3 separate regions of the Homo sapiens genome follow, and all the other regions are linked to region 2. Evidence: chromatin contacts called from ENCODE Hi-C or POLR2A ChIA-PET data. All regions are on one chromosome and are shown on one strand. Each heading gives the region's core, a stretch centred on a gene start or an enhancer-like site at or near the end of the contact. The rest is flanking DNA. Distances are from core to core; before and after follow the strand shown.

What was found. A loop is a pair of places that touch in the nucleus more often than their neighbours do. ChIA-PET counts read pairs that join two places held with the same protein, here RNA polymerase II (POLR2A). Pooled maps may share reads with other maps.
Region 1: a loop to region 2 is called in a map of B cell, with 9 times the contacts of the local background. The contact joins the promoter of USP9X here to the enhancer-like site in region 2. A Hi-C loop is called at or near these places in 1 of 168 maps with a recorded cell type or tissue (B cell), 9 of 37 single-sample maps with no recorded cell type and 8 of 50 pooled maps. POLR2A ChIA-PET finds 5 or more read pairs at or near these places in 1 of 52 experiments (activated B cell).
Region 3: a loop to region 2 is called in a map of naive thymus-derived CD4-positive, alpha-beta T cell, with 8 times the contacts of the local background. The contact joins the promoter of MID1IP1 here to the enhancer-like site in region 2. A Hi-C loop is called at or near these places in 2 of 168 maps with a recorded cell type or tissue (CD4-positive, alpha-beta memory T cell and naive thymus-derived CD4-positive, alpha-beta T cell), 1 of 37 single-sample maps with no recorded cell type and 11 of 50 pooled maps. POLR2A ChIA-PET finds 5 or more read pairs at or near these places in 2 of 52 experiments (activated CD4-positive, alpha-beta T cell and activated naive CD4-positive, alpha-beta T cell).

What each region holds. Positions count from the first base shown.
Region 1 is chrX:41,083,167-41,087,547 of GRCh38, reverse strand. It overlaps USP9X (ubiquitin specific peptidase 9 X-linked), which reads right to left and starts at 2,103. Exons shown (of 45, transcript NM_001039591.3): 1 at 1,439-2,103. RefSeq lists silencers at 909-1,368, 2,069-2,448, 2,879-2,948 and enhancers at 1,493-2,030, 2,569-3,108, 2,858-3,152.
Region 2 is chrX:39,854,385-39,858,762 of GRCh38, reverse strand. No RefSeq gene overlaps it. Among named protein-coding and RNA genes, the nearest start is that of MIR1587, 19 kb to the right of the region's middle. RefSeq lists enhancers at 334-834, 2,936-3,015, 3,286-3,405. Within about 2 kb of position 2,907, at least 10 of the 41 ENCODE cell types and tissues checked have a DNase peak (open chromatin) inside an H3K27ac peak, as active enhancers do; they include B cell, where a contact is called at or near this core.
Region 3 is chrX:38,798,638-38,802,793 of GRCh38, reverse strand. It overlaps MID1IP1 (MID1 interacting protein 1), which reads right to left and starts at 1,335. Exons shown (of 3, transcript NM_021242.6): 1 at 1,307-1,335; 2 at 1-259. It overlaps MID1IP1-AS1 (MID1IP1 antisense RNA 1), which reads left to right. Exons shown (of 2, transcript NR_046706.1): 2 at 1,002-1,546. RefSeq lists enhancers at 1-284, 618-1,125, 1,235-1,314, 1,344-1,638.

The sequences.
Region 1 (4,381 bases), core at 854-3,353, 1.2 Mb before region 2:
AACGAATGTTGACACTTTTTTATATTTAATACATAATTCTTCAAGAATTTGAAGGTATTTGCTGAAACCAAAATGGCAGCCCAGCGAATTAGAAGACGAGCGAGATCTAAAGGAGAGTTTATAGTCTCTATTTTTGAGTTCAAGTGTACTAACCAGCCAAGCTAGTCATGGTTAAGGAGTCCTTACCTAAGGGTAATCAGCTCCGAGAGGGTTAAGTACCTGCTGGAAAGTTTCCTAATCAATGCACCCCAAATCATTCTTCCTCAAAAGTGAAAGTATACAAACGTTAAGTAGATTTAGGGACTCATGGGTTTCCAGGTAAAAGAACAGTACACATACTTCTCTCCCCGAAAAATAAAGCATGAATATTTAATCTATACCTACAACTTGCTTATTTAAACTAAAAGACAATCTGAAGCAATTATATACACCTGTAAACTGCACCGTGTAAATTCAATTAACGTTGTAACTATGGAACTTCCAAAAAATAACATGCTTAATTTAAGCAGGTTCTACTAGAAATTTTGCAAATTCTCGTGTAAGTTCTAGTCGCTACAGAAATCCACACAAATAATTTAAGAAGCCATCTACACACCTGCTGTATAACTCTTTAACTTATTTCACAATGAATGAAAAATCAGCCATTTATCCAACCCTAAGCCTCACGTCACAAGAATCTGAAGACCTGATCACTACCAAACTCGCACATGCTAATATTTGCAGAAACAGTTAAAAATAGAAAGGTAATAGGTCCAAGCTAGCTTGGAAGCGATTTCTGCATTCAAAAACCCCTTTCACGGCTTTGGCCCTCTGCAAATAAAGCGGGGCGAAGGAGGTGTAGGAGGCCGATAACCCAGCTCCCACTCCAGGAGCCCAGGGCCGGGGAGAAACTGCGGGTTATCGCGGGAGGGTGGGGGGAGGCGGACAAGTCGTCAGGCCTGATAGCCAGGCGTAGCCGAGGCCTAGCTCCCCAGCTCCAAATCACTCCACCTCAGTAATGGCGTTTGGTGTCAAGTGGAACCAGACCGGGTAGGAAAGCGGCCGCCGGGCGGGGGGCGGCCAGCCCCCAAACCGACCCGGCCCCCGGGTGCGGACGGCGGGGGGGCTGCCCGCCACGCCCGGAGACTCCATCCTCCTACTCGGCCCCAGACAGGACGGGAAGGGGGAGGAGGGGGAGGGACGGAGCCGTCAGCCATTTTCCCTTACAGTCCAAAACACACAGACACGCTCTCGGGACACCGGCTCCACACACAACACGGGCCCGCGCGCCCGCCCAGCCCGGGCCGGAGGAGGGGGAACGGGGAAGCCCCAGCCTGGCCGGCAGCCGCCGAGGGAAGAGGCTCGCACACACGCACACCCCCCTCGCCCTCCTCCCCTCACCCACATCCAGCTGTTGGCCCCGGGAAAGAGCGTCGCCCCAGTGCAGCTGGCCACTCACCGCACGACACAGACGTCTTCTCACAACCAGGGCACACGGAGGCGGGAGGCACCAGGCGACGGTGGGGCTCGGTCCCGGGACGAGACCTACCCTGGGTGCATCCCAGGCCCGGGGGTGACCGGCAACAAAGTGTATCGAAAGGCTGCGGCGGCCGGGCTCGGGGCTGCGGGCGTCTCAACCAAAAGGCTGCACACCGGCGCCGGAACTCGCTCCTCGCCGCGCCCGCCTCCTCCTCCTCCTTGGCCGGCGACGGCCCTCTTCCCCTTCTCCCCTCAGGCTGGGGCTCTCGCTGAGCTCAGACGGGCTCCGGGCGGTGCGTTTCTCCTGCGTCACCTCCTCCTGCTCCTCCTCCTGCAGCGACGGCTTCACCTTCCCCTAGTCGCCGCCTCTGTCCCCGCTCCAGGCCTGGTGGCTTTGAAGTAGCTCGCTCCTCGCTCCCGGCGCCGACCCAAGCACCGGGCGCTAAGGCGGCCGCCTCCCGTGAGAGAGAGGCGGCGGCGGCGGGCTCCCGCGAGGCCCGGGAGCTGTGTAAGGCGGGGAGGGGCTAGGCGCGACAGAGGCCCTGACGGGGCCGGGTGCGGAGAGGTTGCGGCTCCGGCGGCGGCGGAGACTAGCGTCCGCAGCCGCGGATGCCCGTCCTCGTCAATATGGCGGATCCGGCAAACCAAAAAAAAAAAAACCGCTCGGCCAGTGGCGGCGGCGGTAGCGGCGACGGCGGCAGCAGCGGTGGCGGCGGCGGCGGCGGCGCAGACTCCCACTAGCCCCAGAGCCGCCCAAGACCCGAAGTTCTCCGCCCCCGTCAGGGCCCGCCCCTTTCAGGCCCCTCCTTTCGGCCCTCCCCCTGCTCCTGCCCAGCCCCCTCCCGCTCAGCTGCCCCCTCTTCTCTCCCTCCACCCCGGGCCGTCAAGGCTGGGAGAGCAGCGCGAGCCGCTGAGGGGGCCGGGCTTCGGCGCGAGCCGCCGGGAACCCGGAGAGCTAGGGTGGGGGAGGGGAAGACAATGCGGTAAAGATTGTTCGCGCAGTACTGTTTCTTCCGGCTGGCCCCTTCAGGGTCGTGCTACGGCCAGAAATCCTGTTCCATGCCCCTCGGCTCAGGAGCGGGACGAGGGCAGAGGTGGCTCTAGGACCGAAGTTGGGGAAGGGAGGCCCGAAAAGATCTGGCACACCACTCGGGAGGGGCTGGGCGGCAGGGACTGGCGGGGTGTGTGGCCACGACAGGGTTAATCGCGTGAGCCGCAGCCGCGTCGCTCATAGTTTGACTCGGGCCGCTTGTTTTTGTTCCATTGTGAACCGTAGCCCCGCCGACAAGAACCCGGATGATGACGTCACCGGCCTCCCCCTTTTCCGGGACCGTGGGGGGAGGGGCGCGGAAAGATGAGATCTCGAGACCACGCGCTGGGCGGTCGCCGCCGCGGTGCCTGGAGGTCCCGGCGGTGCAGCTGACCCGCGTCACGTGACGCACGAGCTGGCCGGGCCACTGGCTGCGGGGGCGCGAGGTCCCGAGGGCCTGGCCACCTGCTTGGCGCCGATAGGGGGAAGGTGTGGCTATCTCCCGCAGCGGAAGGAGGGGGCGTGGGGAGTGAGGTCCTTTTCCCCACCCCGCGAGGGAGGTGCTCTGAGAAACTCTTTCACACGATCATGCATCATCACTACCTCAAAGCGTTTAGGCGTCCTCAAAGCGTTTAGGCGTCCTCACAGCCTAGCTGACGGGACTGACCACCTTTTTGGCCATAGGAGCCCTTCAAACAGACCAGCAAAGAAAAAAATTATAAAGTGCCCCAGACGGCTTAGCGAATAGGCCGTACTTGATGTGGCAAGATTAGCCTCCATTGCCAGATCATCAGCACAATTCGGTGTTAGGACCCGGAAGAAACTTATGAACCCATCCGCTGTGTCATGGACTATTTTCTACATGTTTATATTCCAAAGTGCGGGCATAGGAAAAACTTAGGCTAATCTCAAATTAATGGGGTGCTTGGAACAAATCTGTACAGTCTACCTAGGATGCCCAAATGAAGAGGAAATTAACAGTTCCTAATTTACAGATTTCCTTTTGACTTAAAAAATACCTGTGGACATCAAATGGCATGCAAAATCATAGTAAAACCCTACAAACCGAGATCTATTTTATAGAGAAGAGGGTTGAATTTAGTTATGCTATGATTATATCAGTTTGTAATAAAAGACTGTTAAAAATGGAACCAAACTAATGTAGGTGACAGTGAAAGCAAGTTATTGGTATCTTAAATTTTTAAACCATTTCTCTATTTAGCACAAGATTGTTTACAAATTTTTCACCACAAATTATCTAATAGGGTATCCAAGATGTATCATTCATAGCCCTAATAACTCTTAGCATATGTTACCTTGTTTTTATAATTATTTCCATGAATCATTTGCTTCCCCACTAGCTCATGGGCTTCTAAAAAGCAGACACGACCACCCGCGTACACTATAGGCTGTTATTTTCTATTTTAGATAAGGAAACAGAAAGGGTAAATGATTTGCCCGAAGTCAGGATTGGAAAGTGTTGAACACTGGTCTTTTAACCCTATCAAAAGTGCACCTTTAACAAGGATGTCCCCTCTCACCAATTCTGTTCAATATTGTACTTGCAGTTCTAGCCTGAAAAAGAAATGAAAGGCATCCAGATAAGAAAGGAACAATTAAACTATCGCTACTTTCACATGACATGATTTTATATATAGAAAATCTTGGGAAATCCATTATAAAAAAAATAAAGCCAATAAGCAAGTTCAGCAAAACTGCAGGATATAAGATCAATATTTAAACATCAGTTATAGTTTTACACACTAGCAATAAACAATCTGAAAATTAAGTTAAAATTCCATTTACAATAGCATCAAAATCAATAAAGTTAAAAATCGATTTAACAAAAGAAATGCAAGATTTGTACATTGAAAACTACAGAACATCATTGAA
Region 2 (4,378 bases), core at 1,658-4,157:
TTGAGAGGGTCATGGCCCTGAACTGTTCTCCCCATCCTGGTGTGAACCTGGCCTTGTCTTTCTTGGTACTTCATTGCTATGGGTTGAACTGTGCCCCACACCCCATTCATCTATGGAAGCCCTAACTCCCAGGACCTCAGAATGTGGCTATATTTAGAGTTAGGGCCTTTAAAGAGGTGATTAAGTTAAAATGAGGCCATTAGGGTGGGCTTAATCCAATACAACTGGTGTCCCTAGAAGAAAATGTGGACCCACGAGAGACACTGGCAGGGTATACGCATAGAGGAAAGACCGTGTGAAGACACAGCAATAAGGTGGCCGTGTGCAAGCCAAGGAGAGAGGCCTCAGGGGAAACCAAACCTTGATCTTGGACTTCCAGCCATCAGAACTGTGAGAACATAAATATCCGTTGTTTAAGCCACTCAGCTTGTGGTCTTCTGTTGCAGCAGCCTGAGGAGACTGATACATTCGTCCTGCATCCCTGTGACAGAATCTTCCTTTAGGTGAGGTGACCAAGGTGGGCCCAGGCCTCCAGAAGTCACTTCCTAATTACCTAGGAAGGGGAGGGAGAACCTCTCCCCATCCTGTCCTGGCAGCACAGAAGGCTGCTTTGATTTGATTAACTGATGGTCACCCACGGGACCCTGGACTTGCCAGTGAAGGGTCAGCTCAGGATAGGCAGGAGGCTGGCACAAAGTGTCAGCCTCTCTGGGAGCAGGCGAACACCAGGCAGCCCTCAGCCTGGCCCCAGAGGGGTTGTGGTCTGTGGGTGTCCCCAGGCCTTGTCTGACTCACACAGCTCCCTAAATGTCCCAGGTCTGCCCCTGGGGGTGTGCAGTTTGGCTCCAGCTCTGTCAACACTCTGGACTTGATGTAGGTACTGAGTGACTGGAAAAGCAGCCCTGACTGCAGCCACCCAAAGCCCAGCCCACTCCTGGGTGCAGGGCGGGCAGCCCTTCCTCCTCCCTGGACTCTGTTTCCACCACACATGAATCCTGGGCCTGCCTGGCCCCGACGCATTTTTTATTTTGCTATCTATATTCTTTCCATTGTCCTGATGTAAATAATTTAAACTGACATAGAAAGAAAGGGCAGGCCTTGCTACAAAATGGAGGCTGTCAACTCCCCGAACCTCCATTTCTTTTCGCCTCCTGTGCTCATCTCTTCCCTGTTCTGTTCGATTTGCCTCGTTCTAGAACCTTTCTCTAGTGCTCTCTTGTTTTTTTGTTTTTTTTTTTTTTTTTTTTGAGAAAGAGTCTCACTGTGTCGCCCAGGCTGGAGTGCAGTGGCGTGACCTCGGTTCACCGCAACCTCTGCCTCACGGGTTCAAGCGATTCTCCTGCCTTAGCCTCCCGAGTAGCTGGGATTACAGGCACACGCCACTATACCTGGCTAATTTTCATATTTTTAGTAGAGACAGGGTTTCACCATGCTGGGCAGGCTGGTCTCAAACTCCTGACCTCAGGTGATCCGCCCACCTCGGCCTCCCAAAGTGCTGGGATTACAGGCATGAGCCACCGTGCCCGGCCTCTAGTGCTCTCTAGCTCCACACACATGCATGCATGCACATGAACACGCCACACACGTGCACACACACACCCTTCTCCCCCTCCCCCCAGGTGTCAGTGAGCAGAGTGTGTGTGACATTGTGTGTCTGTCTCTGGGATACAGTTTCTCTCTCTTGGTGTGAATTGCCTGTCTCGTCTGCATTTCTCATTCTGTTTCTCATCTCCCTACTTTCCTTTGCCTCTCTCTGCTGTTTGCATATGTGAGGGAAAGAGCTGCTTCATTTGTGAAGTGGCCTTATTCCATGGCCTCATTATGCAATCACACAGCATGGAGCTCTCTTGGGGGTTAAGTGGGGAAGGCAGAAGACAGGGCCAGGGAGAATTCATCATCTTTCCCCCGGAAAGCTGTGCATTTTCAGAAGATATAAGGGACAAGTTTGGGGTTCACAGACCCTCAGGGGCTTTTGTGCGTCACCTGGACCTTCTGTGATCGGTACATGGAGCTGCAGCTGGCCACTGGCATTGTCTGGAGAGCAGCCCTGGCCTCTCTCAGCCTTGAACCAGGAAGCAGGCTTTATTTGTCAGGAGAGGGCATAGCCAGGATTTCCTGAAGGTTCTGGCCTCCAGCCTGCAACCCGGCACTGTCCAATAGAAATATAATGCAAGCCACAAATGTGAGCCACATATGTATTAATAATTTTAATGTTCGAGAAGCCACATTAAAAAGGTAAAAAGGAACAGGTGAAATTGACTTAATCATATATTTTGATCAACCCGATGTATCTAAAATATTATCATTTCAATATGAAACCAGGAAAAAATTATTGACAAGGTATTTGACATTCTTTTCTTGAAACTAAATCTTCAAAGTCTGGTGTGCATTCTATGCTGACAGAGGATCTCAATTTGGCCGGGCCACATTTCAAGTGTTCAGTAGAAACATGTGGCTAGTGGCCCCTGTCCTGGACAGCACAGGCCCAGCCTACCAAGCCTGAGGTCTGGAAGTTCTGTTTCGGCTGTCTAAATGGCAGCAATACAAGCGCGTCCTCAGTGTGTATGTCTGATGGGAAGACGACGAGGTGATGTGCGGGAAGTTCACTGAGCCATTATTCTCCCATTACCATCATTAGCAGTAATCATCATGAATGCACTGGCATGGCCCACGTCCGGCCCTGTTGCTGCTTGCTTCCAGTTCACGCGGCATTCTGTGCCGGGGAATTGCTGACCCAGATTCTGTTTTGCTGGGGGGGCAGAGGGAGCTGAGGGTGCAGTTTCCAGGTGCTCTAGGCCTGCCTCCCAGCTGAGACCCCACCTACTAGGTGTGTGCTCCTCCCCTTTCTTTAGGTACCAGGCACCCCTCCAGCTTCTATATATAGCACTCTGTGGCGACAGCTGGCTATCTGATGACTCATCAGTCACCGTGGGCGTCTCCGGATGGAACCCTGAACATTTATTCAGAGGGTGCTTTTGCCAGTTTCTGAACGACTCCTAGTAAGTCCTGCCTTTTGGGGATTGTTTTAACCCCATGGAGATTGGGGGTTTGAAGACTCAGTGGGTTCCTGTCTGAAGGCCTCTGGGGGCTTAAAAAGTCCAGTGGGGCTTTGGGGAACTGGCTCCAGGTAAGCCTGTGAACGCAGAGGAATGCATTCTCAAACTGAGGGCTTGAGTGGTCTCTCCTTGGTCATCTGTCCATCTAAGTACCTGGCTGGCCCCAGATTGCCCCTGGAAGTGGGGCTTGGGAGATGTTAGCTCCTTTCAGGAGCTGCAGGGCTCCTCCCATGTATTTTCTGTGGGGCATCAAAGACCCAGGGCTGGCTTTGGAGCTGGGTTTAATGTAGGCTGCTCTGCTCACCAACTCCACCATCCTGGGCAAGTCCCTTCTGCTCTCTGGGTTTCCGTTTCCTCCTCTGTGCAATGCAGTCAATACCATTGTGGCCGTCTGGTTCTGAGGGTTGGAGGAGGTGCCGTCTGTAACAACTGTTATTACTGTGCAGCCCAGGGGCCCCATCACTTCGGTTTTCTCAGAAGCAGCTTCTGAGACGCGGATTCGTGTGGAAGCAATTTATTAAGGAAGTGCTCCCAAGAAACACGGAAGGGTATGGAAGGGCAGGACCAAGAAGGGGAGGAAGCCAGTTTCAGACAAAGTCCCTCTGCAGAAGGGTCTTAGTCCATCCAGGCTGCTGTAACACGGTACCACACGCGGGGGGGCTGATAAACCACAGACACGTACTTCTCATGGTTCTGGAGGCTGAGAGGCCGAGATCAGGGTACCAGCACGGTCGGGTTTGGGGGAGGGCCCTCTTCTGGGCTGTAGATTGCCAACTTTTCCTTGTGCCCTCACATGGCAGAGACAGGGAGAGAGAGCTCTCTGGGGTCGCTTTTTATAAGGGCACTGACCCCCTTCATGAGGGCTCCATCCTCATGACCTCATGACCTCCCAAAGGAGGAGCTCTGGAGGGCAAGTGTCAACTCAGAGCCTGTCCTGACTCCAGGCAAGAGCACTGTACCTGCATGCTCCCTTGCACCAGCTAGGAGCTACCGTGAGTGTGGGGATTGAAACTCCTGGGTACTTCTGGCTCTGAGGGGGATGTGCCCCGGGCGGGCCTGCAAAGAGTCCCAGGCACAGGCTGTGGGAATTAGGAGAGGGGAAGCTATATGGGGTGGGGGAAGGAGCCCGAGGGGATGTGGGTGAAGCATCTAGAGTGTCCCCACCACCCCTTTGCTTATCTGTCCTCCCACCAGAGGGGGCCAGGCCAGCACCCCTGTATGGATGGGACTGGGGCCGGGGAAGGAGGCTGGAGTCAGGAGGAGAGGCACCACCCAGGCCTTACTCTTCATATGGGTGGAACCATCCCATGAACAAGTGGGAT
Region 3 (4,156 bases), core at 86-2,585, 1.1 Mb after region 2:
TGGGCGACAGAGCAAGACTCTGTCTCAAATAAAAAAAAAAAAGATCCCTTTTCTCTAAAACTTAACAGAGGTCTCTGTCCCTAGTACAGTTTTTTCCCACGGGACAAAAAATGCCTAAGGAAGGGAGAACATAATAAAGGGGTTTCTTTCTCTCCCTCTTTCTTTCACATTAAGACCTACACTTAAATATTTTCCATAGAAAACCATCTTCCTAATTGTCTTTTGAATGAAATTCTGACTTGGTGCCACAAGGACTAATCTGTTGACAAAAAACAAACAAAACAAAACAAAGTCAGTGACCCTTGGAGACAGACCTAAGTCTGAGGACCCACTACCCCAAAACGTATTAGCTCTACATCACAGCCCATGTTTTCTTACTTGCAAAACTGGGATAGACCTATCAGGGTTTTGAAGGAAGATCAATGGAAAGAAAAATACAGGGAGGCAGGAAGCATTATATAACTTTGAAGCATTAAAATAATTTCACCTTCCTTCTCTGCACACATAGAAACTTTTCTAGCCTCAGTTTCTTTATCAAAAAAATGGAGCTTGTTCCATGGGCCGTGCCAAGGACTTTGATTAAGTTTAAATATGATAATGTAAATAAAAATCACTATGTAAATTGTAAAGTACAAAGATTAATTGTACTTGATACAGGACCTCATCATAGTGAGAGGTGTTTATGTGAAGAGTCAGAAACCTTAAAAGTGTGGAAATTGCCTATGATGAGCCACAGATCCTTCCACCCAACCCCCAGTGCTTAAGCAGGAAAATAATATAAAATATGTCCAATGAGATTGAAAGAGCACTGCAAGAAGAAAACTCGAGAAAAACAGATATACAGTTTCTAGTAGCTGATCTTCTCATAAATTAAAGCGTACTTTGTCCCCCTTCCTGGACCCATTTGGTATTTTAAGTACGTATGCACCCGGATGAAAACTCGGTATTCAGACTTAACTTACTAAATGCCAAAATCTTGCCTCTTTTTCTCTTCTTCCCAGTTCCAACAGTGTGATAACACACGGAAAACGGAAATCCAAGGGATCTAGCAAAAGGATTCCACCCAGCAAAAACGCCAGCTTGGGAGAGGGCCCCTACCTAACTCCTTCCTTCTGGCCTCCACCCCTCCCCTGATACGTTTCCTTCCGTCTAGTCTCGAGATAACCCTTCATCCCCCAGTTTCTTGACTCTGGCCGCTGTTCTTGAACATTTCTTAAACACTTTCAGAGAAAGATGGCTCATGCACCTGCCTGCAAAACTTCCCAAACCGGGCCTCCCAGCTCCCCCAGACCCCGCAACAACTCACACCCGCCGGGGAAACTCCAGAAGGAAAAGGTCCGCCGGCCAGAGCTCTGGGCCCTTGGAATCACCCCACCACCGCCCCTCTGGCTTCAGCCAATCAGAAGCCGTCAGAAAATATTATGCAAATGAATCCTGATGCTCCAGCCAGTCAGAAGCCGCGGAGCCCTCCCCCACGCAGCGTCCTCTTTCACCCCAGCCCCGCCAAGCTGGCTGCCGCGTCCCTGGCAACCGGCGCGCAGCCAGTTCTCCACTACGCTTGGCTGTAAAAAAATTAAAATGGTTGCCTGGGGTCACATGGGAGGGGAGCGGGCTGGCCCAGGCCTAAGGAAGGTTGGAAACCTCACTGATTGCCCCAGGCACCTTCCCTGTCCCGATCTGGAACAGGCTGGAGGTGCTGAGCCACCTGCCCGGAATTCAGTTTGCCTCCAGAAAACAGAAGTCATCCGTTGAACAAATAACTTTCGAGTCCTTGTAGCACGCCAACAGCCTCAAAGCAAGAGGTCTTTGGTCTCTGCTTTCTATCCTATATGCTAAATTTCCGGTAAAAGCCTTGTCTGAGGTACCCATCCCCACTTCTTGGTTCACAGTTGCAATTCTGGAATTCTGGATCTCTTTTTTTTTGTTTTGTTTTTTTTTGAGACGGAGTCTCGCACTGTCGCCAGGCTGGAGTGCAGTGGAGCAATCTCGGCTCACTTCAACCTCTGCCTCCCGGGTTCAAGTGATTCTCCTGCCTCAGCCTCTCCAGTAGCTTGGACTACAGGCGCGCACCACCACGCCCAGCTAATTTTTATATTTTTAGTAGAGACGGGGTTTCACCATGTTGGCCAGGATGGTCTCGATCTCTTGACCTCTTGATCCGCCCGCCTCGGCCTCCCAAAGTGCTGGGATTACAGGCGTAAGCCACCAGCGCCCTGCCGGAACTCTTAAATTCTGGTTCTTAATTCCCACTCTTTTAATTAAGCAACCTGGAAAGCATGCTTTGCTGGCTCATCTCCCCAAAAATGTCCACAAATTATCCTTGTACTGTGTCCCTTGGATAGTTTTTTTTTGGGGGGGGGGAATGACATTTTAAAAGTGACCAGAAATTCCTGAACAAAGTAGTCAGCAAGAGTAAACTGGTGCAAGAAAGTCAGACTGGATAAAGAAGAGATCTGGCCTAGAACTGGAAGAAAGATGATATTTTAAGGCAAGAAGCCAGCCCAACCCAAGATAGCAGAGATCCTGGATTATTTTGAGACAGACTTAGAAGGATCCATTTCATGAAAAATGTCCTAGAAATATGACAGTCAGACTCTCGTGTTAAAGGCCATGTAGTCCAACCATCCACTTGTGCTGAAATCGCTCACAACATCCCCACCAAGTGGTCGCCCTTGCCTACATTCTTCTATTTTCCGTTCTCCAGTGTTCTTCTATCTTTTGGAGCTCTACAGAAGGCCATGAAGCACACCATCAGATGTTTGAAGGTAGATATGGTCTCCTTAAGTCTACTGTTCTTCAAGTCAGTTATCCCCAGTTCCTGTAGCCATTCTTCATGTTCTCTTTTGAGTCGCTCATCCATCCTAGTCACTAACTTTAGAAGTAGCTCTGGTTTGCTTTTGAGTGTGGCCCCTCTCATTCCAAGTACCATCTTTTCTAGGACAAAATGGAGTGGCACAGCCACTTATATTATTGTGAATGGTAATTTTTCTAGGTCATATTTATTGAGCACAAGTGCTTGGAAATTAGACTTGTTAACTCAAAAGACATGTTAACTCATTTTAACTTCACAACCACCCTGAGAAGAAAGCAAGGATCAAAGAGTTTAAGGGCCAAACTGTCAGAACTGGGATTTGACCCAGTTTTCTAATGCCAAATCCAATGTTCTTTCTACTACTCAATAGATAGCTACTGCTTATAATGCTGCCTAACATTTAATGGACTTATTTTAACAGCTACATCTATATGCTGCCATCTATATAACAAAATTTTGTGTACCCTATACTTGAGTAGTGGGGATTTTTTGGACCAAAGTACAGAACTTTATATTATCCTACTTAAACTTTATCTCATTGGATTTGGCCCATTAGTTCAGCCTGTTTTATTATTTTGGGTCCTGATTCTGTGCTGTAATGCACTTGGATCTTACCCATATATTTGATAACTATTCTATATATTTATCCAAGTTATTGATAATAGGTACCAGGCACCACTGGGCAAGAGGCAAATTGCTGTAGAACATCTGGAGAGCTCCTTCAGTTTGATATCCGTCCATTAATTGGCACTTTTTGGCATAAGTTGTTCCAGCCAGCTATGAATCATGTTAATTGTACAGTCATCCAGCCTATATTTTTCTTCTTGACCACAGGATATTATGAGAGACCTTGCTAAGTGCCTTGCTGAAGTCCCAAGCTAATAGCCAGTTTTCTTCCTGTGGAGTCAAGAAGAAGGGCATTTTTGTCATATACCACAAAGAAACCACCATCACATGATACAAAAATGCAGAAATAGCATCATAATAATCTGAGTTAAGATGGGGAAGGGAGTGTATCTTATTGTAATTGTCCTTACAGGAAAAACCGTCATGAAGGTTTAGTTGAGAGAAGGTAGACAGAAAAATGCCAAAACCTAAGAACAGTGAGTAGTGAATCTGCTGGCTTCAGATCCACTTTCAGGTTTTGGAATGTCTGAATATGTCGTAGTTAGCATTTTGTCACAATCTCATTTTTTAAAGCGTCTTTAGCCTTGCGTTTGGAAGAAGTAGAGCACAGGGAAAGTTGAGAATACTAAAGAATACCTTTTGTTATGTTCTCATCATTTCTACATCTTTAAGAACTCTGAACCGTATACAGAACTGTACATTCAATTTCAATATGGT